Linked DNA regions of Homo sapiens: regions 1 and 3 are each linked to region 2. Evidence: chromatin loops called from intact Hi-C (ENCODE). Cell type or tissue: heart right ventricle. All regions are shown on one strand. Each heading gives the region's core, and the rest is flanking DNA. Links, peaks and the distances in the headings are about the cores only. Region 1 has its middle 45 kb from the start of TRA2B. Region 2 overlaps CRYGS (crystallin gamma S). Region 3 overlaps DGKG (diacylglycerol kinase gamma).

Region 1 (10,816 bases), core at 3,794-7,793, 560 kb before region 2:
AACTCACTTCAAATTTTCAACGTTTTTCTGATTTCAAAAATAGCAACTGCTTATTGAAGAAAACTCGGAAAATTATGAAAAAGAAAATACAAATCACACGTAGTTCAATCTCTCAGAGATAGCTACTGTTAAGATTTGACAGATTGTCTTGTCTTTTTCCAGTATATATAAGTATCTATATATGTATATACTGTATATACTTATATATATTTATTGTATTAAATATATACATATGTATATGTATATATAAGTATGTGTATATATGTATATATTTAATACAATTATTAAATTGTATTATTGTATTAAATGTATACATATATACACACATATATATACATATGCATATATTTAACACAGTTAAAATAACACTAAATGTACCATTTTGTTTCTGGCCTTTTCAGTTAATGTTATGAGAATTTTTCTATTTTGTTAAACTTCTCCAAAAACATTAAACTGCATTATGTTCTGAGAGTAGATGTACCACAATTAATTCTACCATTTCTGTATTGTTGGCCATGTAGGTTGTTCTTAATTTTCTCATTATTATGAATGCATGTGACAATCATTGTTTTGCCTAAGTTGTTTGTGTCTGTCACCTTTTTTAAAGGCCAAGTAAAATTGCAAAGTCAGAGTTTATCTCTGAGGGCTAAAGACAGATTATACTGGATCCAATAGAAATGATTTTTAGCTAATTCAGTAGGGGGAATTATGGATCTAGTTAGTGTTAGAAAGGATTCAAGGAGTGGATTTTATGGAAGGTGACAGAAGGCAGCTCAGTTGGCGTGGGATGGGCTCCATTTCTGCTTGGGCCTGGCCTTGGCAAAGGCTGGGGCAATTGGAGGTAAAATACAGACCTCTAACCAAGAAAGGGAGCGAGGATGGATGGGCCATCAGCCAGGTGAGAAGGAGAGCCTGGTGCCAGAGAGGGGGGATCTTGATGCCGCATGGAGGCCCAGGTGGGTGGACGGTTTCAGAGGGCTGGTGGGGGAATACGAAGAGGAAGTATAGGCAAGAGCACTGTGAGGTGCTATTCACATGAAGGCTGGTACAGATCTACAGTACCTTACCCAAAAGGCTTGGGGCCAGAAACAATTCAGCTTTAGGAATCTTTCGGCTTTTAGATAGGTTATTGTCTACATATATAACATCACCAGCACGGGCTGGAGCAGGAACCTGTAATCAAACACATCTATATCTCTGCAGGCAAATATTTGAATGTTTCCACTAAATGGTATGATTAAAGACCATAAATAGCTTCACATAGTTAGATCAGGTTTGCCACTAATTTAGTTCAAAAAGGTCAGTTTGCTGCCAAATGGCTTATGGGGGAAAAAAAACTTTAGAGTCTCTTGGATTTTGGAGTTAGGCTAAAGAATTGTGGACCTGGCTGGGTGCTGTGGCTCACACCTGTAACCCCAGCACTTTGGGAGGCAGAGGCGGGCAGATCACCTGAGGTCAGGAGTTTGAGACCAGGCTGGCCAACATGGCGAAACCCCATCTCTACCAAAAATACACAAAATTAGTCGGGCGTGGTGGCGGGTGCCTGTAATCCCAGCTACTCAGGAGGCTGAGGCAGGAGAATTACTTGAACTCGGAGGGCAGAGGTTGCAGTGAGCCGAGATCGCACCACTGCACTCCAGTCTGAGTGACAGAGTGAGACACTGTCTTAAAAAAAAAAAAAAAAGAATTATGGACCTGTGTCATCATTAAGGTGAATAATGTCATTTCAAACTATTTTAAGTATGGGCTATAACATTTTCTGTCTTCTTATTTGTTCTTAAAAGATTACCCCGGAAGCTTTCGAGAAGCTGGGATTCCCTGCAGCAAAGGAAATAGCCAATATGTGTCGTTTCTATGAAATGAAGCCAGACCGAGATGTCAATCTCACCCACCAACTAAATCCCAAAGTCAAAAGCTTCAGCCAGTTTATCTCAGAGAACCAGGGAGCCTTCAAGGGCATGTAGAAAATCAGCTGTTCAGATAGGCCTCTGCACCACACAGCCTCTTTCCTCTCTGATCCTTTTCCTCTTTACGGCACAACATTCATGTTGACAGAACATGCTGGAATGCAATTGTTTGCAACACCGAAGGATTTCCTGCGGTCGCCTCTTCAGTAGGAAGCACTGCATTGGTGATAGAACACGGTAATTTGATTCACATTTAACTTGCTAGTTAGTGATAAGGGTGGTACACCTGTTTGGTAAAATGAGAAGCCTCGGAACTTGGAGCTTCTCTCCTACCACTAATGGGAGGGCAGATTATACTGGGATTTCTCCTGGGTGAGTAATTTCAAGCCCTAATGCTGAAATTCCCCTAGGCAGCTCCAGTTTTCTCAACTGCATTGCAAAATTCCCAGTGAACTTTTAAGTACTTTTAACTTAAAAAAATGAACATCTTTGTAGAGAATTTTCTGGGGAACATGGTGTTCAATGAACAAGCACAAGCATTGGAAATGCTAAAATTCAGTTTTGCCTCAAGATTGGAAGTTTATTTTCTGACTCATTCATGAAGTCATCTATTGAGCCACCATTCAATTATTCATCTATTAATTCCTTGATCCTTCATTTATCCATTCTGCAAACTTTTCTTGAGCACCAGCACGGGTGGCCATTTGTGGACTTCTCTTCATTCCTATGTGTTTTCTTATCAAAGTGATCCACTCTCGAAAGGCTCCTTTCCAGTCTGTGGTTGGGTTCAAGTCATGCCAGGGCCAGGGGGCCCATCTCCTCGTTTAGCTCTAGGCAAAATCCAGGGGATCTGCAGTGGGGAGCGGGGGCAGGAAGCTGGAGGGAAGGCCTGTGAAGGGTAGGGATGTGGAAAGACAAGGTGACAGAAGGACCCAATAGGACCTTTCTATATCTCTGGCTTAGCATTTTCTACATCATATTGTAATCGTCTTATTTGCTAGTTTTCTTCCTTACTGTGAGTGACTAACAGTCATCTTTATCCCAGTGCCTGGTACATAATAAGTGATCAATAAATGTTGATTGACTAAATGAGTAAATAGTTAATTCTATCATTACAAGAAAAGAGTGGCCAGGCACAGTGGCTCATACCTGTCCTCCCAGGACTTTGGGGGAGGCTGAGGTGGGTGGATCGCCTGAGCCCAGGAGTTTAAGACTAGCCTAGGCAACATGGTGAGACCCTCTCTCTGGAAAAAAAAAAATTAGTCAGGCCATGGTGTTGTGCTCCTTTGGTCCCAGCTACTTGGAGGCTGAGGTTGCAGGATCACCTGAGCCTGGAGGTTGAGGCTGCAGTGAGCCGTGATCATGCCACTGCACTCCAGCCTGGGTGACAGAGTAAGAACCTGTCTCTAAATAAGTAAATAAATAAACAGGTGCATTGGTTGTGTGAATTGGGGGGTGTGGTTTTTATCCCCCCAAAAGAACTACCAACTGATACTTTTTAAGGGCGAGCGATTGTCCACTTCCGGGAAGGGGGCTTCCCCCACTATCCAGCATGTGATGATAGAAGTCCCTGAGCAAGGACAGAGATGGTGGTGCCTGTGTGAGAGCCCTTGGCCTGGAATCTCACTCAGGAGAGAGAGACTTGGTGGTGGCAAAAGCCAGCCTTTTTTCTTTTAGAACTCCCAGGGATAAGTATTGAATAAATGATGTTGAAGTTGTTGCAAGCAAATTTTTATCTCGGGGGGAAATCACAATTGAAGTGCATTTGAGGACCACTCTCCTTTTCAAAGTACCAAGTCCCCAGCAATAAATTTAGTGCAACTTAAGTGCTCAGCCCTGGGAAATGGGCCTGGATAAATTTCTAAAAAGGGAAAAGAAAAAGAAAAACAAAACCCTAAACTAAAAATAGATGACTTATTACTCATCTGGGTGGGCCAGACAGGAAGAACGACTGCTGTTCCCTAAATAACCTCAGGGTCCCCCATGTGGAGAGTGACTATAGGCCCAAGGGTCCCTGGACTTTTTGTGTGTTTGCTGGGATGGCAGGTTGGTTCTTTAAGACCGGGATGGCTGGGCATGGTGACTCACACCTGCAATCCCAGCGCTTTGGGAGGCCAAGGTGGGAGGATTGCTTGAGGCCAGGAATTTGAGACCAGACTGGGCAACATAGCAAGACCCAGTTTCTAAAAAAAATAACAAAACTTAACCAGGCATAGTAGTGTGTGCCTGTAGTCCCAGCTACTTGGGAAGTTGAGGCAGGAGGATCTCTTGAGCTCAGAAATTTGAGGCTTCAGTGACCTGTGATCATGCCACTGCATTCTAGACAGAGTGAGACCTTCCTTGTCTCTCTCTCTTTTTTTTTTTTTTTGAGACAGGGTCTCACACTGTCACCCAGGCTGGAGTGCAGTAGTGCAATCATGGCTCACTGCAGCCTAAAACTTCTGAGCTCAAGTGATCCTCCTGCCTCCACCTCCTGAGTAGCTGGGACTACAGGCACATAGTACCATGCCCGGCTAATTCTTTTTGTATTTTTGTAGAGACAGGGCTTAGCTGTCTGGTCTCAAACTTCTGGCCTCAAGTGATGGTCCCAAACTTCTGGCCTCAAGCTATCTGCCTGCCTCAGCCTCCCAAAGTGTTGGGATTACAGGCATGAGCCACGATGCCCGGACTTCCTCATCTCTTAAAAAAAAAAAAGGAAGAAAGAAAAGAAAAAAAAGAAGACTGAGACAGGCCAGGGCTGTCATGGATCAGTCCCAACAATTGTTCCTGGAAAGCATGAGAAGTCCTTCCAGGATTTAGAACCAAACTTTGCAGTGGCTGATCTGAAATGAGACTGTGCACTTTAGGGACCTCAATCTCACATAACAAAGAAGGGAAAATAACTTCCAACTAGTCTGAGACATTTTAATATTTGTTGACAGTGGACAAAAGATTCCACCCACTATCCTCTCCCAGTCCTGCCCAACAGTCTCCAGGCCAAAGGAGGGAAAGGATTCCCTTTGCAGTTGTTCAGGTAGAGACTTGGGGACCCAAGAGAGGCACAGAAGGTGGAAATAGGGCCGTGCATCTCAGTGAACAAGAGCACCCTTTGTTGTCCAGGAGTAGATTAGGGTTGGGGGTGTGGGCGATGGAATAGAAAGGATGCAGAAGATCTCTCTCCGTGATTCCAGAAATGACCCTAGAAATTCAAGCTACAAAGTCAGATAATCCTGGATTTGATTGCCTCTGCCACTGACAAGTTGTGTGAACTTGGTCAAGTTACTTGATTTCTAGGCTTGGTCTCCCCATCCTCACTGGGGACTGCTGGGGGGACTGAAAGATTGAAAGCATGAGAGGCACTTTGTATAGTCTTTGCCAGGTAGTAAGTGCTCAAGAAACAGCTGTAATTATTCTCTCTTCTCTCTCTCTCTCTCTCTCTTTTTTTTTTTTTTTTTTTTTTTTTTTTGAGACAGAGGCTCTTGTTGTCCAGGCTGGAGTGCAATGGTGCAATCTTGGCTCACTGCAACCTCCGCCTCCCGGGTTCAAGCGATTCTCTCTTGTCTCAGCCTCCCGAATAGCTGGGATTGCAGGCGCGCGCTGCCACGCCCAGCTAATTTTGTATTTTTGGTGGAGACAGGGTTTCTCCATGTTGGTCAGGCTGGTCTCGAACTACTGACCTTAGGTGATCTGCCCTCCTCGGCTTCCCAAAGTGTTGGAATTACAGGCATGAGCCACGGCGCCCGGCAAAAAAACAGCTATAATTATTGTTGAGCATAATTCCTCCCCTTGCCTCCTTCATATGCCTCCCAAAATTCTGAAGTGCCCCCTGGGCGGTTCCCAGTGTCGCCTGACCTTGGCCTCCTGGACTGCAGGTTCATCTTGCTCTAACCGCCCGCTGCCCGGTGTCCCGTCCCTTCCCAGCTTCCTTCTCCCACCACTAGATGGCAGTATGAGTCCAGCATAAGAAAGGATCGCTCCAGCCTCATCCCAGGTGATTTTTTCCCCGGGCTTTTTTGGGGAATAAAGCCAAAGGAGATAGTTATACGGCGCATCTTAAAGCCTTGTCGGTTACCCTCCGTGGCCATTTCGACAGACATGCGCTGGTCACCTTCTCTGGGGTGAAGTGCCTTCTCCGTGCCGGATTTGAGATTAAGGGAAGGAAAGGGAGGACCAAGGGATTATCCAAAGACTCCAGCACTGGCTCGCCCCATGCAGAGGAAGGCCCTCAGGCTAAGGGTGAGCCTTCTGCATAGAGGGGTCTCAGACCCTGCTCCAGGAGTGCAGAGCACAGGGCCTGCCCTTTCTCCGCCTGGCAGCCGGGGCCGAGCCTTGCTGGATGCTGGTGCTCCTGCTGCTGGCTTCTCCGCTGGCCACACTGCTTGTCATCCTCTCCCCAACCCAAGGGACCTTTGCAACTCTGAAATCCCATCAAGACTACACAAGGGGCAGAGACAATTCACTAAAAGGAAACTGGGGCACTGTTAGGAAGTGCGTATTGAACGGCCCTCAGGCACTGTCCATTCTCCCAAGTAACAGAGCAGAACACTCTGGCAATGTAGTCCTGACTTGGACTCCTCATAGGAGTGAGCAGGAAGGCAATAACATGAATTTTAAACCATCTCGAGTAGAAGTTGCTATAGCATTTCTTTCTCCTTCCTTCCTTCCTTCCTTCCTTCCTTCCTTCCTTCCTTCCTTCCTTCCTTCCTTCCTCCCTCCCTCTCTCTCTTTTTTTTCTTTCTTTCTTTCTTCTCTCTCTCTCTCTCTTTCTTTCTTCTCTTTCTCTCTCTTTCTTTTCTTTTTTTTTTGAGATAGAGTCTTGCTCTGTCACCCAGGCTGGAGTGCAGTGGCGCGATCTCGGCTCACTGCAACCTCCGCCTCCCGGTTCAAGTGATTCTCCTGCCTCAGCTTCCTGAGTAGCTGGGATTACAGGCGCCCCGCCACCACGTCTGGCTAATTTTTGTATTTTTAGTAGAGACGGGGTTTCACCATGGTGGCCAGGCTGGTCTTGAACTCCTGACTTCATGATCCGCCTGCCTCGTCCTCCCAAAGTGCTGGGACTACAGACGCGAGCCACTGCACCTTGGCTGCTATAGCATTTCTGACGGGCTGCCCCGCTGAGTGTTGCAAGAGGATTAAAAATGTACACACCCTTTACTTGGCAAAACTCCTAAGAAACCATCTTAAGTAAATAAACACAAATATAGATAAAAATATAATTTTGAGGATTTTATATGAAAGTATTTTTTCATGAGAGCAAAAATATAGAAGTAAGCAAAATGTTCAGCATTTAAGAAATGGATAATTAAATTATTGAAGTTTAAAAATTCCTTTAAACTGTAAATTCTTTAGAACTAGCATTTGTGACGAATTTTTACTGAGAAAAATTATGTTTTAAGTGAAAAATATTGGATTATATCCAGCATTATATCTAGCCTAATCCCAATTGTGTAAACTACATATACATAGTAAAACATTGGAAGGAAAAATATGCCAAAATGTTAATAAATGTTTTCATTGAAGTAAAATTTTGGTTGATTTCTATTTTCCTTATTTTAAGTTTCTTCTTTCCCCTAGTTTTCCATAATAAAAATTGTTAGTTTTGGCCGGGTGCAGTGGCTCATGCCTGTAATCACAGCACTTTGGGAGGCTGAGGCGGGCGGATCACTTGAGGTCAGGAGCTCGAGACCAGCCTTGCCAACATGGTGAAACCCCATCTCTACTAAAAATACAAAAATTAGCCGGGTGTGGCAATGCGTGCCTGTAGTCCCAGCTACTAGGGAGGCTGAGGCACGAGAATCGCTTGAGCCTGGATGGCATAGGTTGCAGTGAGCCGAGATTGCGCCACTGCACTCCAGCCTGGGCGATAGAACAAGATTCAGTCTCAAAAAAAAAAAAAAAAATTGTTACTTTTATGTTGAACTTTTACATAAGCAAGAGTTATTTTAAAAATTTAACAAATATTATTTATCGATTGTCCTGTCTTCCTTATAACAAATATAATAATTATTTATGAGTGTTTACTACGTCCTAGCCACTCTAAGAGATGAAGGTATACACTTTCATTGAATCTTATATCGACACTCTAAGAAAGATTATCTTCTCATTTTATAGATAAAGAAACATACTTCACAGAGTTTAGGTAACGTGCTCAAAGTCACAGTTATTAGGAGTCAGGATTTAAATCTAAGTCTGTATGTTTCCAAAGTCCATGAGCTTTTCACCACACACTAGAACTTCGATCCTCCCTCCCAACCAAGGGACGCTTGCAGCTCTGAAGTCCCATCAAGACCACACAAGGGCAGAGTTCTCAAGTTATAAAAGGATTCGGTCATCAGATTCATTCAGAATTCAGTTGTTTGGAATTTGGACATATTCTCCTTAGAAACAATGTATAAATGCTAATGTGCAACACTGTATAAAGATCAACTCTAAAAGTTGGTGAAACCCATCTACCCATATGCTGTGAAACCACAACTTTCCATAGGATATTGCTTGTTAATCCTGTCTCCCAGATGCACACACAAGAGAATAACGAAACTAACACTGGGGTGAGGACAAGGCAGTGCTTGGCGGAGGGCGGGCTCAACATTCGCGCATGTGCAGAAAGAGAATGCGGAGCCACGGTGTCCTCAGGCTACCGGCAAGGCCGTGGATCTGCGTGGCTAACGGGGGGCAAGACAGGGGTCACGGGGCTGAGTGTGGAAGCCCTGCGTGGAAATCGAGAGAGCCCTCAGGAGGTCTTGGGGGATCAAACCCAAAGGTTTCCAAGAGCCGGGCTGGTAGATGAAGGAAACAAGCCAGATGTAGCACAGAAGGGAGTGGTGGCGACTGTACCGACAGGAGACCGTGCGACCCACCTAAAGGCAATACAAATACATTTAAATAGAAACACATTGACAGTCAAATGTAACTTGTGGCTGGGCGCAGTGGCTCACGCCTGTAATCTCTGCACTTTGGGAGGCCGAGGGGGGCGGATCACTTGAGATCAGGAGTTCCAAACCAGCCTGGCCATCATGGTGAAACCCCGTCTCTGTTAAAAATACAAAAATTAGCCAGGCGTGGTGGCGGATGCCTGTAATTCCAGCTACTTGGAAGGCTGAGGCAGGAGAATCGCTTGAACCTGGGAGGCAGAGGTTGCAGTGAGCAGAGATCGCATTACTGTACTCCAGCCTGGGCGACAGAGCGAGACTGTGTCACAAAAATACAAACAAAAAAAACAACAAAAAAACCCCAGATGTAACTTGTGTCAGTTATTACTAAATGGTGGTTTTCTGACTTTAGGATTAATTCCTGAACCCTCTGATTTTGTGGAAGGGCTGGGACTTGGTGAAGCTGTAGGTATCGTGAGTGACTGGCCTGATCACGAGGGGAAGGAGCACCCACAGAATGCCAGGGTCCTCCTCTTTGGCAGTGGGGAACTATTGGGTGTTATTATAGCAGCTATCATCACCTTAATCAGTACAGTATTTTTATGCCCCTTTTATAGAGAAGTAGTGGGTGTTGGCTGTGGGGTGAAGGGGTTGAGGAGCTTGTCAGCAGGCCTCACTCCTATCTGTGTTATTACAAATAAAGCATTCCCTCATTGCTTCTGGCAAATGTTTGGCCATGGGGAAAAGAAAGAAGCAAGTAACCAACATTTGTTGAAAACTGTACTGTTTCATAGTCATCATTTTTATTTATTTATTTACTTATTTTGGAGACAGGGTCTTCTTTTGTCATCCACAATGGAGTGCAGTGGCATGATCACAGCTCACTGCAGTCTTGACCTCCCAGACTCAAGTGATCCTCTTGCCTCAGCCTCCCGAGTAGCTGGGACTACAGGCATGTACCACCATGCCCGGCTAATTTTTTTTATTATTTTTTAGCAGTGGCAGGGTTTTACCATGTTTCCCAGGCTGGTCTCGAACTCCTGGGCTCAAGGGATCCTCTCATGTCAGCCTCCCAAAGTGCTGGGATTACAGGCATGAGCCACTGCGCCTGGCCTCATAGTCACTCTTTTATTTAAGCTTAGTATCTCCCTGAAAAGTTGGTGTATGTGGCAAAGACTAGCTAGATGTTTACCAATCTTGGTTTCCTTGTCTTCTTTGGTACACAGCTGGACCTCATTTCTCAGCGTTTTTTGCAATTACAAAAACACTGTAATTAAAAAATTAATTACAGCTGTAGGACTGTTCTAGACACTAGCATGTGAGTGGAAGTGGTGTGTGACACTTCTAGGCCTGGCATAAATCTCTTCCACTTGCCACAGTCCTCCATCATCTTCCCCTCACCTTTGGACTGATGTCCATGCTGATGACTTTGGTGGAGCCCAGCCACCTAAATTCCCTCTTAGAGGAGAGCGGCTCACAGATTAGGAGCACCTGTTTTCAATTTTATGTGAACACAAAATAAACTTCCATAACATTAGAGGCAATTGACATTTTTGAGGGTGTGTGTTTATTATAGCAGCTATCATCACCTTAATCAGTACAGTATTTTTATGCCCATTTTATGGAGAAGTAAACTGAGGCCCAGAGAGTCGAGTGACTTGCCCAAGGTCACACAGCTGAAAAGTAATGAATTCGAACCCAGATTTATCTAGCTGTTGAACCCAGATTTATCTAGCTGTTAAACCCAGGATCTTTCTACAATGACACACTGCCTCTAAATTCAACAACACATTCTGTAGTGCCTAGTTTGTGCTTTCTTATCCTATTGGAAACCCCATCCCACCCACATCTGATGGAGCCTCCAAAATACAAGCAGACAGGAGAGAAGAGTTGGGGTAATGGGGGGCTGAATCATCAAGATTTCAATTTAGTATCAAGTTGCTTAGGGGGAAATCCATATGCAGCTCCCAAGTCCTTCTGAAAGCCAGGTGGGGGCAGCTGGCACAGAAAAATGGGGTCTGTAGTTCCCCTGCCTGCCATCAGGGACCTGAAAATCCTAGG
Region 2 (10,816 bases), core at 5,639-9,638:
TTAAGGCCCTGCAGGCTTCCAGCATTTAATAAATAGCTCAGGTGCCCAGCAATTATACTTCTAGGTATATACCCAAGATAAATGAAAATACATCTCCACATAAAAACTTATACACAGTCCGGGCACAGTGGCTCATACCTGTAATCCCAGCACTTTGGGAGGCCAAGGCAGGAGGATTGCTTGAGGCCAGGATTTCAAGGCTGCAGGGTGCCATGATCATGCCACTGCACTCCAGCCTGGGCAAAAGAGTGGGACCCTGTCTCTGTTTAAAAAAAAAAAAAAACAAAATAGCCAAAAGGTGAAAACAGCACAAATGTCTATCTACTGATAAATGGATAAACAAAATGTGGAATTTCCATACAATGGAATATTATTTGGTCACAAAAAGAAATGAAGCAACAACATAGGCCACAATATCTGTGAACCTTGAAAACATTTTGCTAAGTGAAAGCAGCCAGTCACAAAAGACCACGTGTTTTATCATTTCATTGACATAAAAGGTCCAGAATAGGCAAATACATACATACAGAAAATAGACTCGGACATCTACAGAAAGTAGTTCTTCAGGACTGAGGGGCTGGGGAGATAGATAAGGCAGTGATCCCTAAAGGGTACTGGGTTTCTTTTTGAGGTGAGGAATATGTTTTAAAATTGCCTGTGGTCATGATTGCATACAGACAACGGTAAGGATACTAAAAACCACTGTATTGTATGCTTTAAACAGGTGGATTTACGACATGTGAATTACATCTCAATAAAGTTATTTAAAAAGAAATAGCTCATTCTATGATAGACAAGTTACCATGGTTCCGTCTTGAAAGTTGAGAAGCAGAAGTTGCACGGTACAGTGGAAAGAATGAGAGCTTTGGAACCAATGACCTCAGACAAGTTGTTTAGCCTCGTTGAGCCCCAGTTCCTCATCTGTAAACTGGGGTTAGTAAGCCCCAATCTCACTGTTTTTACAGTATATGGGGAAGCCCCAGCCTCTCCTGTTCTAAAATTGCCTGACTTTGAAGTTTGAGGCTTGAAGGAAGAGGTAAAGGTGTGAGGTGTCTGTGGACAGAAAAGTTTCCCTTGCTCTGAAGTCACGCCCATGAGGGATTCTCCTCTCCTGTGTGTGCCAGAAGCTGGTCACCCAAAGCTCAGTGATTAGCTGCCCTCTGTCTCCTGAGGAACCTCAGAGAAGAGAGACAAAAATAAGGGAGACTTGCGTGAACTCTAGGGACAATTCTGCTGGCTGTGGAAATTGCTGGGAGCTAGAACCAAGGGAGCTAGAACCAAGGGAGAAGCTTATGGGAGAGCTAAGAAAAGGCTGAACTCCCGTGATAACAAAAATATGGCTCTTTTTCAAGGTAGTAGGATGGGTTGGACCATTCTGATATATTTCTTCCCAATTATGAGGCATCTGCCAAAAATGCAGAAATGCTTTTCTGAAAACAACTAGGGGGTAGAAACAGGGATTTAAAAAGCTAGACAAGTTAAAACACACACACACACACACACACACACACACACACACACACAAAACTGATAATAGCAGTACTTTACTACTCAGAAACAGTACTAATATGACAACCATGGTGGTAAAGAACTGGTGACCCTCATTATAACATAGATTTCATACTTGCAAATTCACCCACTCCCTCCAATTTCATTGTAATCGCAAAATCACTAATCGTGGTGCTCTTGTGATCATTTATGGATATGAGCAGAGCAGTGAAAAATTTGAGTCATCCAATGAGTATATTCCCAGCTAAGGTCGAACAAATGCTCCCCCTTCTTGTTTCAGCTCCCATACTGTAAACAAGTCTCCTTTCAACCCATTTAGTGTCATGCTTTCCGCATTGCACTGTTCTTCGTTGGTAATTTCACTGTTGAAAACATCCCCAAATGTAGTGCTGAAGGGCTGTCTAGTGTTCCTAAGCATGAGAAGGCTGCGACGTGCCTTACTGAGATACCTGTTAGATCATCTTTCTTCAGGCAGCAGTTAGAGTGCTGCTGGTCCTGAGCTCCATGTTAATGAATCCACAACATATATTCAAGAGTCTTTAAAGAGAAACACATATGAAAAAAGTTTATGCATTGATCAGTTGACAAAAATGTGACCAGAGGCTTACAGGAACTTAACCTAGTATTTTATCTAAGAGCAATAATTCAATATTTGCAATTCAGTGTTTGAGGTATTTTTATGGAGTATAATTACAGAAAATAATGAGAATTAACTGTATATGCTACATATTTTTCACATATTATCTCATTTTAATGCCCACAGATTAGGTGTTATGTTAGTTTCACAGAAAATTGAGGATATACATGTTAGATTATGTGACTTAGAGCTAACATATGGAAGTGGCAGAATTTGAATCCATTTCTGTCTAACTACCCAAAGAGGAAGAGAACTCTTTAGCCCTTTGACTGGAGAGTTGGCTCTTAGGGAAAGGTAGCCAGTCATCCATATCAGGGCTGGGCCACAGGGAGAGCTGAGCTTAGTTAAGAACAGCATAGATCAGAGAAAAAAGATGAAAGAACTGAACATAATCCTCCAGCTGTAGTCTGCACTGGTCAGACTACATACAGCTATGACAGTGGGGAGAGAGAAATGACCATTAGCTCGAAGAGAGGCACCAGGATGGTGAGGAGTCTGGGAGCCCACACATGAGGAGAGAAAGGATGAAAGAAACAGGCATTGCTCAGTGTAGAAATGCCAGCATGGAAGCAAACTGGAGGCATCTTTAAATACCTAAAGAGCTATATCCTATGGATGAAAACTAGGATTGCAGGTTGAAAGCTTCAGGGATCAGATTTTGGCTCAATCTAAAAAACAATTTCTGATATTCAGAGCTGTCCTACAGCCAAGATTGGAAACTGGTGGTCCACAAGCCACATTCAGATGCAGATGTATTTTGTTGGTGTGTAGTGATTTAAAAAAAAAAAAAAGTATTTAAATGCCCTTCTATTGGGGAATGTGCTCATTTTCACAGCTTGCACCACTCTCTGCTCTTAGCCCCATGTCACTCCTGTGTAACTTGCCTTGTCCTTGAAGTAGGGTTGTCAGATTTAGCAAATAAAAATATAGGATACAGTTAAATTTGAATTTCAGACAAATGACAATTTCTTAGTGTAAGTATGTCCCATGTAACATTTGGGACATACTTATGTTTATTTTTCTATCCCAATAGACAGTGAGCTCCATATATGGGAATATTCAGAGACTTGTCTTAGAGAAATTCTTGTGATGGAAATAGGGTTAAAATGGTTTAAGGGTGCCCTTGCTTTATTTTATTGAGATCCCCCATTTCAGAGCGATAAAACAATAAAAGGTAGGGGGAGATAACTGAATTATCAGGTGCTGTTCTGGGTGTGGGTGACAGGTAAGACACCAGCTTCTTGTCCTAACAGCTGAATGTTCTACCAAAAGAGCTGGGACTGACTGATAGATAAGGATATAAAGTGTTTTTGACCTCTAATATCAATTGTTAGTCAAATTCCTTTTAAGCAGAAAGTTGATTGGTGTGTCTGCAACTGGAGAAAATGATAGCAATCTCTTTCTGGACCAAGGCATGAACCAGGAGGCATGCAACACTCCAAAATAATAATCCTGCTTTTATCTGTCAAAAGCCATCTTCTACTTCTCTGAAACTGTGGTTAGTCATCCTGACACTTCTTGTTTTCCTACCCTGCTGCCAGAACTGCTTTTCTAGTTGAACAGACTGTGACCAACTCACCAAAGAACATGGCAAGCAGTTGATATGAGAAAAGAGACTGATACTAACTTACTTATCACAGCCTATTTCTTTGGCAAAAAATCAGTGGATTTCTGAGGTCACTTCCAGAAATTATGCCTCTAAAAGTAAGTGTCAGTAGTCCTTGGTCATCAGCTAGTTTTTTAATGTCCTCCTGCTGGTGTCTGGGGAATTAGAATGTTTGTGTTGGATGAGACTCCAGAGAGCATTTGGCTCAACTCCCTTGTTTTGGAGATAAGGAAAGGTAGCTTCATGGTATGGTGGCAAGATCCAGAGCTGATGGCTGCAGTCAGCTCACAGGCCAGAGCTCTTTGCAGCTCAGCAAATGGCCTCCCATTCCTTCTCCATTTGTCAGGTTTCCCTCCCTTACTTACACCCACTTTTTTCAGTCTCTCACTTGAAACAGACAAAATGACAAAAGGGAGGGGAAGATAACAACATGAATAAACATATTTTGGGGTGAGTATGCACTGTGCACTATAGAGTATACACAAGGGAAATTTAGCAATTCTAATTTGTCCTTTTGGGGAAGGCTCCTAGATGACAGGGGCTTTGCTATCTCATTTACAGATGGGTGCATTCTGCATATCCCCAGGTTCACTTGTATGTTCACTAAATACTCCTGGCCATACTGTTTCCTTCTTCATTCTTCTCTTCAAGATTAAATAAAATCTCAGGGGTTACTCAAAGCAAGTAAAACTTGATAAAACTCCATTTCAACTATTATAATGTAGGGACACTTTTAATATGTCCTTTCTTTACACAAAAAATCTAAACTTAGGATTGAGAAGTAACTAACATAGCAGGCTTTAGATCTTAAACAAGGACTTCAGATGGCTTATGGCTCCACCATTTTCAAATAATAACCCTATTTTCACTGGCTGTTCTTGATAGACACTCTGTCCCCTCAACTGGAACATCAGAGGACCCCGTCTTTTCTACCTTTAAAAATTTTCAGGGGCTTCTACAGACACTATATGCACAGATCTCCAGCCAATGTGTTGAATGTATGTGTTAGAAAGCAGAACAATGACTTTGGGAGCAGAAGTAGCCTGGACTGAATCCTGGCTCCTCCATCCACCAACTGGTGAATTTGGGCACATTTTAAATTTCTCTCAGTTTCCTTATTTATAAAATACCGAAAAACTACCTCTCACAGGGTTGTAAGGAGAAAATGAAATAATGTAGGCACTCAATAAATGGTAGCAATTATTACTGTGCCTGTTGAATTAATGCAAAACATAAGCTAAAGGAACCACCACATGTCAGTATGACTTTCTAACCTTTTAATGAGATCTCATTTTGTTTGGCACAAAGATCTAGATTGGTGATCTGGCAGATGGGTAGCTTTGTGTGACTGCCCACTGTGGCGAGCACTGTATTGCTGGTCCCTAGAAGCATTTAAGGAGAGGCATTATAGTCAGCAGTGGGATGCATGCCAACTGTTTTATTGATGATGCCTATTTGGACCACAAGGCCAGCCAGCATTTGGGCCCCAGGAAGAATATGGCCCCATTCATGTCATTACTCCACAATGCGGCGGAAAGACTGGACAGCTGGGGAGGCTGCACCCCAATCGATGGGCTTCCGGTACTCCTTCTTGTCCAGGAGGTACTGCCTGCCACGGTAGTTGGGTAGCTCATAGAAAATCCAGACACCCTCCAGCACCTTACAGGAGTGGATCTCTCGCATGTGAAATTGCTCCATGATGGAAGGGCAATCTTCGGTGGTTTCATACATCTGACCACTAAAATCCCCTTTCTCAAAGATCTGAATCTTATACTGGCCTCCACTAGGCTGAAAAGACACAGGAGAAAATGAACAGAAACCATTATGGAAATCACCAGCAGGTCAAGAACTTAGAGAACAGTATTGCTCAGAACTTATCACCTTGAAAGCTAGATGATCTGAACTCCCATCTCACCATGTACTGACTAAAACAGCTAACTTTCAATAAGAAAAAATTAATTCTTCAAAACACTCAAGAGGCAGAGACAGCACCCTGGAAATTAGTGTAGTCATTCTAGTGATGAGCTGCTCTAAGATGTTACTCAAGCCTCAGCAGCCAACAAGCAGCTACTCATTAAGAGGTAGAGAAGACTCAAGAAAATGTTCACCTAAAAGCAAGAGAAAGCGGACAGAGGGCGTGGGAAACAGAGGGAGTACACAGTCCCCAGACTCACCAGATGAACAGCTCTGCAGGAGCTGAGGCGGTCGTTGAGGCCCATCCAACGCTGGTATTCAGGGTACTCTCCCTGTGGTAAGATGTACATGTACCCAGCAAAGTTGGGCCTTTCATAAACAGCCCAGGTGCCTCCTTCCACTTTAATGGAGTTGCAGCGACTTAGGTATGTGTGGAAATCTGCACAGTCGCAATCACAGTCATAGCGACGGCCTTGAAAATTTTTGTCTTCATAGAAAGTAATCTGAAGTAGAGGGCCAACAGAGAAAGAGCTGAGGAGCTGGGTGGCTTAATTCACAGATAAAAATTAAGAACATAATGCCTACTTTAGAAATTCCTTTCACCTCAATTTTGAGGAAAAATATGTAGCTGTACGTCACCTTACAACATTGCTTTCTGACAGACAACTTCAGTTGTCAACAACAGAAATGAGTTCTTCCTGAAGGCTGAACATGAAGCAAAACAGAAGAGGGCTCTAATAGAAGTGAGCAGTCTCAGACTCAAGTTCATTTTCCTTCCTTTATGTTCCCACAGCTCTCTGTACTTACATCATATTATAAATTATCCATTTATATGTCTACCCCTCCCACCAGAATCCTAGCATACTTTTTCCAAGGGCAAGTACCAAGCCTTATTTGAGCTATCAATCCTCTGTGCCCATCACTTGACTTCAATAATTGTTTCATGAAGATGACTCCTAGGTGATATGGAGGATACATAGAGAAAAATAAAGCATGAACCTTAGCTTTACAGAGCTTATTTTAGATAGATGTAGAGCTTTCATACATGAAAATGTATCATATCATGTTCTTTATTATTAGTTTATTGCCAACAGAGTAGTTGCAAAGTAACAAAATGATAAGAATCCTCTTTGCCTCCAACGCTTATCAAGTTTCTACCACAATGCCTGGGGTAAGTCTCTGATGGCACTGAAAAATATGCAGCCCTGTGAAAGCAGAAACAGTAAGTCTGGACTACAGAGCTCCCTCTCTACAATTAGCCTTACTATCTTCATCCAGCCACCTCTCTGAGCTTCAGCTTCCTATTTGAAGACTACAGCAGACTGGAAGTTCTGGCTTTAAAACAACTCTCAGAGCTTTTCTGGCTGAAACAGGAGACAGAGTTCCTAGGAACTCCCAAGGATTCACCAAGCAGTTCCTGAAAACCACGATGAAAACTACAAATGAGCTACAGAGCTTGTCCCTTGTTATTCAATAATTCCACAATCTTTTCATCTTTTTTTTTTTTAAGATGGAATTTCAGATCAATGCTAGGTTATAAACTGAAACCACAGGTGTCATGCTTCGAACCGTTAATTACCTGGCATTATGCCGCCACCTTGTGGCTGATTTACTTTATGGATTTCACGGGCGAAAACTATGTGAGTCATTTCAGATGAAAGGAGCAGAGCCGGATACTGTCTTGAGAGGATCTTTGAGCTGAGCATTGAAGGATAAGTAGGTGTTTTCCAGAGGCAAATGAAAAGGAACAAACATGTTTAAAAGAATAAAGTGAAAGAACATGGCCCATTATAGGGACAATAAGTAGTTCATTAAGTCCAGTACATATTGAATATGTGGTGAAGTACTAGAAAATAAAGCCAGAAAAATGACACCAGAATCATGCTGGAATCCCTTTGGTGATTATGAGTGAGTTGGACTTAGTAGTGTGTGCCTAGAAACGGATGGCTGCTGTGGGCCAGGTGAGAGATGATGAGGGCCAACCAAAAGGCAACTCCAATGTGAATGATGATGAGAAAACAGTAAAGAACTTCAGGATTTGGTGACTAATTAGATGGAGGGAATGAGAGGAAGAAACGAAGAATGACTCATAAAAAGCTATAAAATCTCATTCTCCTCTATCCTGGGTAGTTCTTTCTATCTAGATACTAATATACTAATAATTGTTTCCCTCCACCTTAATCTTTCCCTTCCCTTCCCATTTATCTCAATTATTCTCTTTCCTGTTCCCTAAAAGGGTCCCTTTTCCTTCCCACCCCTAAATCATCTACTTCCTCTCCTTTATCCCCTGCCCAAATTTCTTTATGTGTTTCAGTTCCCTTCCCATCTTAGCACAGTACAGATTTAGATATATGGTACCTCAGTTTACGGATGAAGAAAAAAAAGAAAAGTCTCAATACTACTGCTTTCTTGCTACGTGACCTTGGACAGGGCAATGAACCTTTCTCTACAGCTCTTCATTGGCAAAACAGGATGATAGTGTCTCTTGCAGACGGTATGCTCTGAGGGTCCAAGGGGATGTTGATAAAGTACTTAGTTGAATAGCTGACTCATGATTAGCAATAAGCTTTTGCTACAGTTTTTACAGATGAAGAAGTTAAGTGATTGGCCTAATGTCACTACCTAGTTACAAGTTAGTTGCAGACAAGCTGGTGGGCTGCAGTGCAAAACTCCTGGTGAGTAAACTATTGTTCACTTTATTTTCCTTTGCTGTCTTTCTGCCTGCCCAGTTAGCTTCGTTTAACATGGCAGCACTTACTCTCTTGGACAATGACCAAGGCTGGGCCTAAGCCTCAGGGGCTCTTCCTCATGACCTGTGGAGAGATCTTTAGGAAAGTCAAATAACTTCTCTAAGAATGGATAGATTCTAAACTCCTTAATTCATATGTTCTATTTGCCTTTGGTTTTTGACCAAACAAGTCACTAAAAAGAGCCTTTGCAAAAGATATCCTATGGGAAATGAAGTTAATAATACCATCTATTTCACTTCATAGTTTCTCACATTTACTGCCTTCTGCACATTTGCGTGACTAATTATCAATATCTGCTAAGTAAAAAGATACATGATGCCTGATACGGTCACCTGATGTCCACCCTCCCAGGAGACCAGCCAACCATCCAAAAGTTGAAACAAAGCCCTCATCCTGTTGCTATGGAATCATTACTGAGCTCCAAGACTAAGCTCTCCTTTCAGTGGGAGACCTTCTATATCTCAGAGCCAGAGAATGTTGCACCTAGCTGTGCTCAATTTCTTTTTGTAGAATAACCATGAAATCCATGCTATTGTCAGCCTAGAGGTTTTGACCTTTGGGCAAAATATTTTGTAGAGAAGGCTAAAGAAATGTGCAGAAAGTTTTCCTAGAAATTATTACAAAATTCCTATCATTATCAGGTTTATTTTTGGAAAAATGGCCTACTAATCCAATGCAGCAGAGAGAAAAATATCTTGAGTATCCCAGAAGTAATGAAAACATACTTAGTAAAATCTATTCCTTTTGCCAAGCCCATAACTCCTCTGATTAAACTGCTATCAAGATAGTGGGAAAGGAAGAAGCAATGAGAAAAAGTAAGAAATAATTTACTATCTCCTTTACCCTAGCAAGCAAAAGTTATTTAACTAAATGAACGACTCATCTATAAATAAAAAAGAGTACACTATTACTACTCTGCAAATCTTTAAAAGCAGATGTTTTCATCTAAGATGGTTGTAGAACAGCTTTACCTCAAGATACATGGATATCCCTCCTCTAAGGACCAAAAATTCTTTTTTAGTGGGATTTGCATGGTATATTTTCAAGAACCTCAGAGCACTGAAGACACTAATTTTTCTCCCCAAACCTCCTGAATGACAAGCATGATTATTAGTTCTATTTTCCAATGAAAAAAAAATCAAGCACTAATAAATTACAGAACAAGTTAACAGGTACCTTCTGACCTGATGCAACAGGAAGTACACAACATTGCCTATGTAGCTTTCTTGCCAAATATATTTATTCTGAATCTAAACATGAGGAAACAATTAGACAAATCTAGATTGCAAGACTTTCTAAAAGACATCTAACCTAGGCTTTGAAAAATGTCTCAAGAACAACAACAAAAAGGGTAGAGGGACATTTTTAGAGAGGCTAAAAAAAACTAAAGAGAATAAAGAGACATGACAACCAATTACAATACATGTTTTTCACTGGATCCTGTATTAGGGGAAAAGTCCACCATGAAGCACTTTTCTGGGGACAATCAGGGGAGATTTGAATATGGTCTCAATATTAGCTATTATATTTATGATAACTCTTGGGGACATGCTAGTGATACAGTGTTTATACAGGGAAATGCCCTTGTTTTTAGGAGATACATGCCTAAATACTTAAGGCAAAAGTATAATAAAATCTGCTACTAATTTTCAAATGGTTTAATAAAGAGAGATGGAAATAGGAGAGACCAAATATGGCAAAATGTCAACAACTGGAGAATATAAGTGAAAGATATACAAATATTCATTCAACATTTCTTTGCCATTCTTTGAGGATTCAATGGGTTTGAAAATTTTCAAATAGCTGGGGGTAAAAATCAGGCAGCAGTTTTGTCTCATCAGTGGAAGCGCAAAAAAGAAAATGAAAGCATATTCCCTCATTCCCAAAGCCCTACCTGAAAGAATAATTTCCAATCCAGTAATTGTGAGTTAAATATTTTAGAGGCAATTTTCTGACTGTAAGGGAGCACTTTATTTGAGGAACGAGTAAAAATAATTGCTTGAATGGAAGAGAGATGTAGGACTTTATTCACCTGATTGGCCCATCCACTTTGGCCTTTTAGAACACAAATGGTTGAGGCTAAATTTCAGAAAACAAAATTTTAATTGATTATTAAAAGTTTTCTGCTCAATATAATCCCCATTAGCATGCCTTATTCCTATGGAGAATATCAGTTGCATAGAATATTAGTTGCTAGAAGGCAGAAATAATAATGATATTTATAAATTACCTGTATAGTATTTAACATAGCACCATACATAAAGATAAACCCTTAATAAAGTGTTCGGTAATTCTGTTAAGGGTGGAAAATATAATAAGCATTTCTTAATCTTCTCTCTCAATCCCAGTTCTCTAACCACTATCATACTCACCTCTAGGCAAAGAAGCAAAAGCTTTTCT
Region 3 (10,816 bases), core at 3,787-7,786, 280 kb before region 2:
GATAGAGAGCAAAACAATGCAATGGCCCCTCTCGTTGTCCTCAGAACATGTGTTCAGAGCACTGCCTCCCTGCCTTTGCACAGCCTGCTCCCTTTGCCTAGAAGGCTCTTGTTTCCTGTGTCTGCCCCTTCTTCTGTGTCCCCACCTCGGCAGGTCAACTGTTGTTATGGTGTTTAGGCTAGAAAGCTGTATGCCGCCCTAGGTTTTTCCTTTTCCCTCACACATCCATTCACATATCACATTCTATGTGTTGTCTCCTTACTAGATCTCCAAGCAATCTCTTCTCTCTATCCCCATGGTGATGCCTGAGTGCAGGTATGATTCCTTCCCACTGGTATCGCTGCAACAGCCTCCTCTCGGCTCTCTCCGCCTCCAGTTCCACCCTCCTAGTGTGTCACCCACACTTTCACCAAGAAGGGAAGTCCATGAACCACAGTCCCTCGCACTGGCTCACTGCTTTCACTTCTGGGATGGGGCTGTGTGGCTCCTCATGGCCCCATAGCCTACCACAGTAGGCCCAGGAAGCAGGCTCTGCCTTTCTCCCTAGCCTCATCCTTCTGCACATCCTGCCTCCCACGCAACATGTCAACCGTTCTCAAGTGTTTTCACTTCCTTAAAGCACAAAGCTCTCTGTGGCTCAGCTCAGAAGCTGCCTTTGGGAGACCCTCCCTAGTTGCCCCAGCCTGGACCTGGTGCCTCGTCAGAATATTTCCTTAGCACCAGAAATGATCTCTTTGTACTCTCTTGTAATTATCTCCTTGTTTGTTCCCTGAATGTATTGTAACCTCCCCGAGGGGGACTGGGTCTCATTCTCACAGCATCTTCATACATATCGACTGAAGCCTGCTATATGCAGATGCAGTGTTAGGTGCTCCGGCTCTGAGAGTGGGCAAAAAAGCCGTGGCTTGGGTTCTCATGGTGCTTACCGACTGTCCAGTGGGACAGACAGATAATAATGAGGAATCCATGGAGATAATGCATCATTTCACATTCACGTTGGAAAACAAACAGAGGAGCACTGTCGTATAAGAAGGTGACTGAGGCTGGTGGGTGTGTCAGGGGAGGCTCCCCTGAGTAAGCCACATGTCAGCTGAGATCTGGAGTGGAAGCTGACTGAGTGAAGGCTGGGGCAGCACTGCAGACAGGGTGGCCAACTTGTGTGAAGGCCCTGAGGTGCAAGGGAGACTGGAACGCCCAGGGGTCTGAGAGATGGGCCGGGACCTGAGTCCAGATGGAGAGGGATGGAGGTAGAAATAAGGCTGGAAGGGTGCGCAGCAGCTGGACCACCCAGGGCCCTGTAGATTACTTCAAGGGTTTTGTCTTTATCCCAAGAATAATGGAAGCCACTGGTGTGCTTTATGCACACCATGCACCCAGTGACATGCAGGAAAGATCGCTATGGGTGTAGGGAGAGAACAGATCAGAGAGGGGACCATGGGGGGGCGCTGCAGAGCACTGAACAAGTGCTGAAATGAGAGTGAACGGATGAATATCTTACGCAGTTATCCCTTTTGCTTCTGCTTTTTTCTCTTTGGGTCACTAACCTGTGAAAAAAACTAATGTTTCTTCCTCCTTCTGTGATCTTCCTTCTTTCTGTTTTGAGCAGCTTCTATCACCTGTGTCCTCTGCGGATGAACTGCATAAAGCTCTCCGCCAAAGCCTACTTCTCCCTCATGGTGGAGAGGGAGCCGTGTGAGTAGTCCGGTACCGCAGCCATCCACCCTCTGCAGATCAGCTTTTCCTTCCTTGGCTCCCGGAGGACTCCTCCCTCCTCCCACAAACAACTCCAGAGCCCAAGGTGACAGGAGAGCGTGGGTGGCTGCTTGGCAGGGCTGTGTCCATGGCAACCAAAGCGCCCGGGGGAGTGGCGGGCGGCAGGTGTACGGTCCTGCAGCCTTCTCGCCCAGCTAGGTGGTCTACTTACAGCCCCCGGAGGCACGGCTTTCTCTGCCCTGGTCACGGTCTAGTCCTGGCTTGTCCTTGACTTCCCTCGTCCTCTCATCTCCCACATACAGTCTGTCAGCAAATCGTATTGCCTTCACCTTCTAAAGATATCCAGAAGCTGGCCACTTCTCACCACCACTCTGTTTCTCCTGTGGTCCAAGCCCTGGACATCTCTCACTTGGACTGCTGCAGTGGCCTCCGAACTGATCTCCCCGCTTCTGCCCTCTTCTCTTAATCTGTCATGTTCCTCCTTTGCTCAAAACCATCCAATGTCATGGGACCCTCCCAGTATAAAAGCCATATTCCATAGAATGCCCTATATGTCCTAGTCACCTGGCCCCTCGTCACCTCTGCTTCATCCGCTGTAGCTTTTCTCGAATCCACTCTGCTTTGACCATGCTGGCCTGCCTCCAGCAGCCTGGCCTGCTCCCACTGCAGGGCCTTCGTCTTTGCTGTTCCTTCTGCCTGGACTGCCCTTCCTCAGGTATCCACTTGACTCACCCCTCCTCCAGATCTCCATGCCAATGTTGTCTTCTCTGTCAGGTGTTAGATTGCAGCCTTGAGCTCCCTGTGCCCCTTCCCTGCTGTACTTTAAACACTTCCTGACATACTATGTCTCACTTATTTAATTGTTCATTGCCTGTCTCTTTCCTCTACATGGTGTGCTCCATGAAAGTGGAATTTTTGTCCGTTCATTCCCTGCTGTATCTCCAGTGCCTTGGGGAGAGCTTGACACATCATGGAGCACAGGCAGCATTTTTGGGATGAAGAATGGAAAGCCCAGGGCTCATCGCTCAGGGCCCAGTCTCTGACTTTGATGACTGTCCTCCCCAGTGCTCCCCCGGCCGCTTTCTTGTCCTTATATTACACTTTGCAGTGTTTGTCTGGGTTCTGTAGGGTTAGATCTTGACTCTGCTTCCATCCCAGAATTTCAGTCAGTTTCCATCACTTACTGGGGCTGATGTGTCCGAGGACCCACAGATCCAGGTAGAGCTGGGTAGAACTCAGGCTACCAGCCTTCTGGCCTGGGCCTTTTTATCTAGATGTACTCTACTGGACACAGCTCAGTGTGGTCCTTCTTTGCTTGCACTGATCTGTACTTTCTAGATGCACTTTCTGGACTCAGGCTCCGGGTGTTCATCTCAAGGTGATTTGTCCCAGGCTATGATCTATGCTTAGTTCTCTGGCCTTTACCAACCCCAAAGGGTCTGCCCAGAATTCCACTCCTGTCCTCCCACCCCCCAAATCTGGCCTGTCCTGCCACTGCCCAAACCCCAGCCATGACAGATCTGCTTTACAGGAAAGGCCTGAAACTAAACTGTTACCTCCGTATTGGAGGGAATCATTCGATTGTCTTATTTCTTTTTTTTTTTTTTTTCCACCCAAAGCAAATATTTAGTCAAGTGTTGGTCCAGGGGAAGATACAAGGATGAACAGACATGGCTCCATGTCTCTTTCTTTTTTATTGCCTTCTGCTGATTGTAAATACGCTTACTATAAATAAGCAGCAAACGCCCTCTCAGCCCATGCTTACCAATGCAATCCAAAATCCAGCCAACTGTCCCATCTCCACCACAGGCCAAAACACGGAAGTCTGGAGTATCACGGAAAAAGTTCAACCTGGGAAGAAGAAGAAAGGCCAAAATGGGCTTGTTACTAGGTTGCAGCTGACATTGATACATGTTGAGTCAGAGTCTGCCCTGTTCCCCAGGAGTATGTTAAGACCTCGATTCCTTTTGTGGTTGAAAGGGTCACTCAATGTTCTGAAACCAGAAGTTACTATGCAGTGCCTTGAATATGGAGCCAAGGCCAAGGGGGCCATCCTTGTGCAAGGATAATCTGACTCAACATTCGACACAAATGGAAAATGGTTTTCTAGAAATTCTGTACTAGTTACGCAGAGGAGTCCAGAGTTTTGGCGTCAATACAAATAGCCCCCAGTGTTTTCACTCCTCTCGGGCTCTCCTGCCTGCTCTGTCCTGACACCCGCCCTGGTAAGCAAGATGCACCGAATTTGCTGGATCTTCTCTTCACTCTCCTGTGGGCCACAGTGAGTGGAGTGATGCCCTTCTCTTCTCAGGAGCCTTAACCCTGGAGAGCAGGGTGCTTATACCTGGGGTCCACCAACCTCCAAGGGTTCTATGGATTGGATTCAGAGGGCCATTAACTTGGAGGAGAAAATAATACATTCTTATTTTCCCTAAGCTCAAACTGAAATTAGTAGTATTTCCTTCAATTCAGCATGTAGGCAACAGACCACAGAGGTTGGAACCATACCCATGACTTTGTCAGCGGTCAAAATCACAGCCATGTTAGTGTTTCATTATGGTTGTGACAGATGCCTCATACCACTGCCATGCTCATCACTGCTTGGAATTTACGGTAGTTATTAGACCCACTTCTGGGTCTTCCTATTTGACGTATTGGTGAAGCTCATATATTCTCATATCACTAATTTGTTTTACTGTTTTAATAACTGTTTTTTGATATGGTTTCCCTGGTCACCTTTTATTATTAAATTTATGCATTAAGAAATATTCCAAGAGGGGGTTTCTATGCTTCACCAGACTGCCAAGGGGGTTCCTGGCACAAAAAAGTTAAGAACCTCTGCTTTAGAATGAATGTGCCCTGCGGACACCTTGGGGGTGGAACTTGGGAAGCCTAAGGTCAATATTTCCAATCTGCCCAGCCTGGTGGTCTGAGAAGAGCCCTGGAGCTTTCAGAATCACTGATGCATGTGTAGGCAAATTAACATTCCTTCTCTTGCAGAACTCTGCTCTCCGACGGGACTCTCCGACGGGAAGTGAATTCTGAACAGACGCTCCCTCCAGCTAGGCAGCTTGTCTGATTAGAGAGTGACATGCGCATGAGAGACCCTCAGGGCGTATCAGCCCGGGAAGTAGCCACCTGGCTCGTCGTCTCAGATGAAAACAATTTAGAATACACGAGGTGAAGCTGGAGGACTGTCTGCCAGTTTTGACAGTGGGCTGGTAAAGGTGTCTGTGGGGGGCTGCTCCGTCACAAGGCTGTACTGTTCAGCAGTGATGGCAATCACGGTGACTGTGATGGCAACTGCAGTGGTGTACAGAGGTGGGCTCTGTTCTGAAATTACTTTTACAGGTAAATCATGGCAGGTGTACTGAATCCGCACTTATGTTTCTTTCTCTTTTTAACTGGGCCTTGTACTACCGCTGCCATAAACAATAGCTTTGGTGTCAGCCAACCAAAGACAGGGTCAAATTCTCTTTTCAGAGTCCTTACTCCAACCTCTCTGAGGGGTCTAGCTGAACCCGGAGCAGAAATCCTGGTTTGGAGGTTGGGCAAATGGCTGCGTGCTGGGCAAGCCCAGCCCAGAGTATGCAGACAGCCCCGGGCCCGGGGCCGGCCAGTAGAGGGCTCTCGAGCACCGGCCCGGACTGGGAGGAAGCCCAGGCTTTCCTGGCCTTCTAGCCCAGGTGCTGTAGGGGCCGCATCACAGAGACCTGCAGCTCACCATTAGCCGCAGACACAGGGACCACGCCTCCCACCAGGCCTCTTTACAACCCCATGCTAACGAGAAGAGAATAGCCAATGAGTAAGTGGCAGGAGGAGCAAAACAACCTCAAAATCGAATGATTTAGAAAACAAAAGTGATTCCATTGAACAAGTAATTGTCTTGATCCTAAAATGACCCCACAACGGAACACCAAGGCAGAACTCTGAGTCACTGTCTAGATTTCCAAACTGCTGACTGACAATGATAAGAAAACTTTCTCTTCTCTGATGATTCAGTATGAAGACACCAGCTAACAGAGCCTTGCAAATAAGTTAAAATAATTTACCAGCCTGTTCCTCCTGTCAATCAAATGAAAGGTGTGTGCAGTTTTCCCCCTCTTATAAAATAACTTTTTCTAGGACAAGCTACAGGAGGCCACTTCTCAAACAGAGTTAGCCTTCCTGGGCATCCTGAGTATCTCCAGGAGTCAGAGTCAGACGTGAGAAAAAGCAGAGAAAGGGAGTAAAATGGCAGGAAGGAACAAGTTGAGAGACGAAAGAAAAAAAAGGTGACAAAAGAGGCATCTTCATTGGAGTTTAAAAGGGAGGGGGAGAAATAAGAGGTAAAGATTGTGATCTCCATACCCTGGAGTAGGCCCCCCATTGTCCAGGTTGAAAACTTGTTTGGGGTTGAGCAGATAGTGGAATTTCCGAAGAATTCTATGGAAAAAAAAAGAAAAGGAGGGAGAGAGAGAGACAGAGAAGGAATATGTCATCGTGAGAAGTCACATTAGGGCAAACACCTCTGGAGCCCACTGGTGGCAGGGATGAGGGTTCATTTAAACCCCGGAGGGGAGGGCACTGCCTGCTGACCCTGGCGTCCAGGTTCCACCTGGCATCACCCGTGTTATCACTCCCGGTTCAAGGCTGAACTACCAACCTAGACTCCAGCTCCTAAGCCCAGAAGCATCGCCCCTTACAAAGAGGACAGGGCAGAGAAACCCAGAGAACAGAACTTTCATTCTAAAGCTTTATCCTCCACAGAGACCTTCTCCCAAATGTTCTGTATGGTCTAGGCAGTGTGATTCTGCCCTCTGCAGACTGTACAAAAGCATCACAGGACCCCCTCCTCCCCAGGGAGAGGCCCCCTGCAGTCCTGGGATCAGGAGGAAACGCAGGAGGTGGTGTTGGGCTGTGGGGGAGGGAGGGCGCTGAGAGGCCGTGACTGCACCCAGGCCTGCTTTCCTGGCTCCAGCTTGGAATTGTCAGGTCAGTTCAGGAGGGGTGTCCTGCCCCTTGGACAGGGGTGGGGGTCCTCATAGTTCTTGCTTTAACTCTACTAATTATTATTTTTTAACCTGGATTCCAGATCACGGTGCCATCTGTTAATGATCCCGGAATTGGGAGGCAGAGCTGCTTTAACCATTCTCCCTGTCCACCTGTGCTGTTCAGCAATTTCTAGCCTCCGCTGAACTGGGCATTTCAGCAAACTGATGAGGTGGATGCACTGGCTTCTCACGGGTGACGGTAGCCCAGCAGGTCCTAATCAACGGGCTGCCCATCATCTCTTAAATCAAGAGATCTGAGAGGCTAGAAAGGCACAGGCATCTCAGAGCGTGGTCTAACTCTAGTGGTCTTAATAATGGCTCACGTGGCAGGCTGTGGGCTAAGCACCGTGTCTGTTCTCACCTGTGAGAGGAGGAATGATAATTATCTCCATTTTACAGAGGGAGAAACCGAGGCCCGGGGACATTAAGTCACTTGGGCCAGGTCATAAAGTGGCAGGTGGCAGTGCTGGGATTTGAGTCTGCCTGTCTCCACAGCCTGCTGTGTTCCTGCCAAGGGGAGGAAGGGCCTGAGTCGTGTCGCCCTAGTTGCTCCACTTTGAAACAGAAGAGAACGTACCTTTCTCCTTGTCTCCCTCCACTCTTGGGGTTCACCAAGACCAGCAGGGGGTGGGTACCCGGGGTGGGGATGATCTTATACTTGAAAGGTAAAAGAAAAAGAAATTAGCTCTGCTTCATCCAATAGGGGGCGTGAGATGAGAGTTGAAGCCAAGACAGCTTCGGAGAGGCAGATGAGAAGCAGGAGGGCAGGCAGTCAGGTGTTTTTCCACTGGCTGAATTTTCGGAGGGGCTAAGTAGCTAAGTGTCTCCAGTTTGAATGGCCTTTAAGTAGTGTTAACGGAAATGAGGGTTTGAGGTCAGGATCAGCGATGGGACAATGATGCTGTAGCTTCAAATCATTCAACGATGACGTGGTCTTGTACCTACAGCACAAGATGAAATTTTGTGGGAGACACAGCTGAATATGATCTTAGAAAGCACGGCCGTCTGATCATACGCGTAAGTGAAATAGCACTCGTGGAGTGAACCACCCGCTTCCACCCTGGCGCCTTCCAAATGCTCATTTCCGGCCCCAGTTTCCTCCTGAACCCTGGTCCCACATTTCTCACTGGCCAGTGGGTAGTACTGTCGACTGGACGTCTCACCATCAGTACAAGCTCAACATGCCTCATACATGACCCATCTTCTCTCCCTATGAAACTCGGCCTTTCTCTTGGTTCCCTGTTTCTGTTATTCATCCATCCATCCAAGGAAGGTCTTGTCCTGCCAAGTCTTTCCCTGAAATGTCCCTTTACCTCTGGTAGCTGCCACAGCCCCATGCTGCTTGTGCCTTTCCCACCCTAGGTAAGTCCTGCACACCATCCCCACACAGTTCCTTCCCAGGACACCAGGTCAGCCATACCACTCTTGCCCAAAAACTTGTAAAGACATCTCATTATTAAAGGAGGATTTGGATTTTGTGGATAAAATGTAAATTTCCTAACCTGGCATCAAAGGCCTTTTCAGTCTAGCCCTATTCTACTGTTATCTCCTAATTCCTGCTAACCCTCAGCTGCAGGTGCAGCCAAGTCCTGCTCTTGCTCCTCTAGTAAGTCTAGAGTGTGTCTCTTGCATTCCCACCCATGGGTCTGCTCGTGCTTGTTTCTTCTCCCATTCCATGTCCCGAAATGCCCACTTCCTTCTTTGCAGACTACTAAAAAAATTTTTGGCTGGGCATGATCACTCACGCCTATAATCCCAACACTTTGGGAGGCCGGGGCAGGAGCATCACAAGGTCAGAAGTTCGAGACCAGCCTGGCCAACATGATGAAACCCCGTCTCTACTAAAAATACAAAAATTAGCCGGGCGTGGTGGGAGGTGCCTGTAATCCCAGCTACTCGGGAGGCTGAGGCAGGAGAATCGCTTGAACCTGGGAGGTGGAGGTTGCAGTGAGCTGAGATCTCGCCACCGCACTCCAGCCTGGGCGACAGAGCAAGACTCCGTCTCGGAAAAGAAAAACAAACAAACAAACAAACAAACAAAAAACACCACCACCACCACCAACAAAAACCTGCTTATCCTCAGGGCTCAATTCAAGAGACATCTCTATGAAGTTTCCCTTCATCATTGCAACTAAAATGATTGCACTTAAAACATGTACTATTGGCTGGGCATGGTGGCTCATGCCTGTAATCCTAGCACTTTGGGAGGCTGAGGCAGGCGGATCACCTGAGGTCAGGAGTTCGAGACCAGCCTGGCCAATATGGTGAAACCCCATCTCTACTAAAAATACAAAAATTAGCCGGGTGTAGTGGCGCATGCCTGTAATCCCAGCTACTTGGGAGGCTGAGGCAGGAGAATCGCTTGAACCCGGGAGGCAAAGGTTGCAGTGAGCTGAGATCGCACCATTGCACTCCAGCCTGGGAGACAAGAGCGAAACCCCATCTCAAAAAACAAGCAAGCAAGCAAGCAAGCAAGCAAGCAAACAAACGCACCATGTACTATCTTCTGGAGTTTCTTTTGTTGTTCATTTGTATTTTTTTTTTTTTTTACTTTCTTAGATAAATGACTCAAAACATCAACTGGATTTAAAATGCATTGGGAGCAGAGTGGGGTGTGTGTAACCCTACTACCAAGGACCCTATAGCACCAGACACAAGAGTGGGTGCTCAGCAAATACTTGTGGGTTCAGTGGAAGGATACACCAATGTGGACGCACAGCTCTGCTCCATATTCAATATCTAATGCCTGCTTTTCCAGATCTCAAGCTAAAAGTCCAGCAAACACAGTGCCATGTTGTTTGAAAAGGATAGTAGCATTTCCGATGATCTAAAAAATTTGTCTCACCTGCCCAGGGTGACTATGTGATGCCCAGAAGCATCTTGGAGGCTGAGGAATAAACCCTCACCTCTGGAGATGATATTCAACGTATTTAACAGCCAGTCCTACAGTGGGGGCTCTGCCCCATCAGAACAGATGCAAGACAACCCGATGGCTGCCTGCCCTAAACAACTGGCATACATGTATCGGGTGTGGATATGCATGCGCCTGTGTGTGTTTCCCACCTTTCTGCCCTTCTAGGTGTCTAGAGCTTTCTCACATATTAAGATTCTCCCCTCATTCGGCCTTATGTTTCACTTTTCTTTTTCTTTTTTTTCTTTTGAGACATAATCTCCCTCTGTTGCCCAGGCTGGAGTGCAGTGGCAGAATCTCGGCTCACTGCAACCTCCACCTCCCAGGTTCAAGCGATTCTCCTGCCTCAGCCTCCCGAGTAGCTGGGATTACAGGCACCTCCCACCACGCCCGGCTAATTTTTGTATTTTTAGTAGAGATGGGGTTTCACCATGTTGGCCAGTCTGGTCTCGAACTTCTGACCTTAGGCGATTTGCCCGCCTCAGCATCCCAAACTGCTGCGATGACAGGCGTGAGCCACTGCGCCCGGCCTTTTACTTTTCACAACACGTGAATCTGTATATTCTCATTTAATCTTACAGCACCTCTGGGAGGTGGGCAGGGCAGGGATTACTGTGTCTCCTTTGAGCGGAGGAAACTTAAGGCTCAGAGGCAGAGCAGGAGGCCCCGGTTTTCTATTTCCTTTTCTAGTACTCTTTGTTCCTCACCAGGCTGCCTTCCCTGCATTCCTTGGAACTCTGTGGAAGACACAAAAAATGTTCATTGCTGAACCCAAGTAAAAAAAATGAGTTCTTAAGTATACATTTAAGGATTAAGAAGAACTTTTAGATCTGGTTAGCTTCATTTTGGCAGATCATGTTCTGGAGACAGCTTGGCAATCTTGAAAAACCCATTGTCTATTTTTAGGCCACATCTTTGTTATTATTTAGGACATCTGCATATTAAAGTTTTATGTAACTTTTTCCTAAAATAGTAATAAAGCCCAATAAGACCAGCAATGGGATCAGTCAACCTTTCCTCTCACCACTTGCTGACAGTGTGGCTGTCAAAGGTAACACCAGAGGCCACAAATAAATGCCCTCCTGGGTGGTATAATTAGTCAGATGAGAAGGCAAATGCTGAGATGCTTTTCTGTAGAACCCAAACCCCGTCTTGCCCG

The links. Peaks named below come from ENCODE experiments on the same cell type or tissue, not always from the same donor. Only the 100,000 strongest peaks of a DNase experiment are listed, where the experiment ranks them.
Region 1: it touches region 2 in a loop (10-fold over the local background); 100 of 110 quality-filtered maps call a loop at or near these places.
Region 3: it touches region 2 in a loop (5-fold over the local background); 108 of 110 quality-filtered maps call a loop at or near these places.

What each region holds. Positions count from the first base shown.
Region 1 is chr3:185,977,874-185,988,689 of GRCh38, forward strand. It overlaps the pseudogene NMRAL2P. Among named protein-coding and RNA genes, the nearest start is that of TRA2B, 45 kb to the left of the region's middle. RefSeq lists an enhancer at 5,671-6,192. In heart right ventricle, for the core only: CTCF peaks have their summits at 5,823 (motif pointing right) and 6,028; a DNase peak (open chromatin) is centred at 5,818; H3K27me3 peaks cover 1,530 bases.
Region 2 is chr3:186,533,429-186,544,244 of GRCh38, forward strand. CRYGS (crystallin gamma S) reads right to left here. Exons shown (of 3, transcript NM_017541.4): 2 at 5,927-6,169; 3 at 5,015-5,540. The coding sequence ends at 5,268. Among named protein-coding and RNA genes, the nearest start is that of CRYGS, 5.5 kb to the right of the region's middle. RefSeq lists an enhancer at 634-703. In heart right ventricle, for the core only: a CTCF peak has its summit at 7,266 (motif pointing left); a DNase peak (open chromatin) is centred at 7,263; H3K27ac peaks cover 302 bases.
Region 3 is chr3:186,254,376-186,265,191 of GRCh38, forward strand. It overlaps DGKG (diacylglycerol kinase gamma), which reads right to left. Exons shown (of 25, transcript NM_001346.3): 15 at 7,324-7,403; 16 at 6,064-6,138; 17 at 3,479-3,564. Among named protein-coding and RNA genes, the nearest start is that of DGKG, 100 kb to the right of the region's middle. RefSeq lists enhancers at 672-731, 832-1,121, 1,152-1,201 and a silencer at 1,782-1,861. In heart right ventricle, for the core only: CTCF peaks have their summits at 5,337 (motif pointing right) and 5,537; a DNase peak (open chromatin) is centred at 5,336.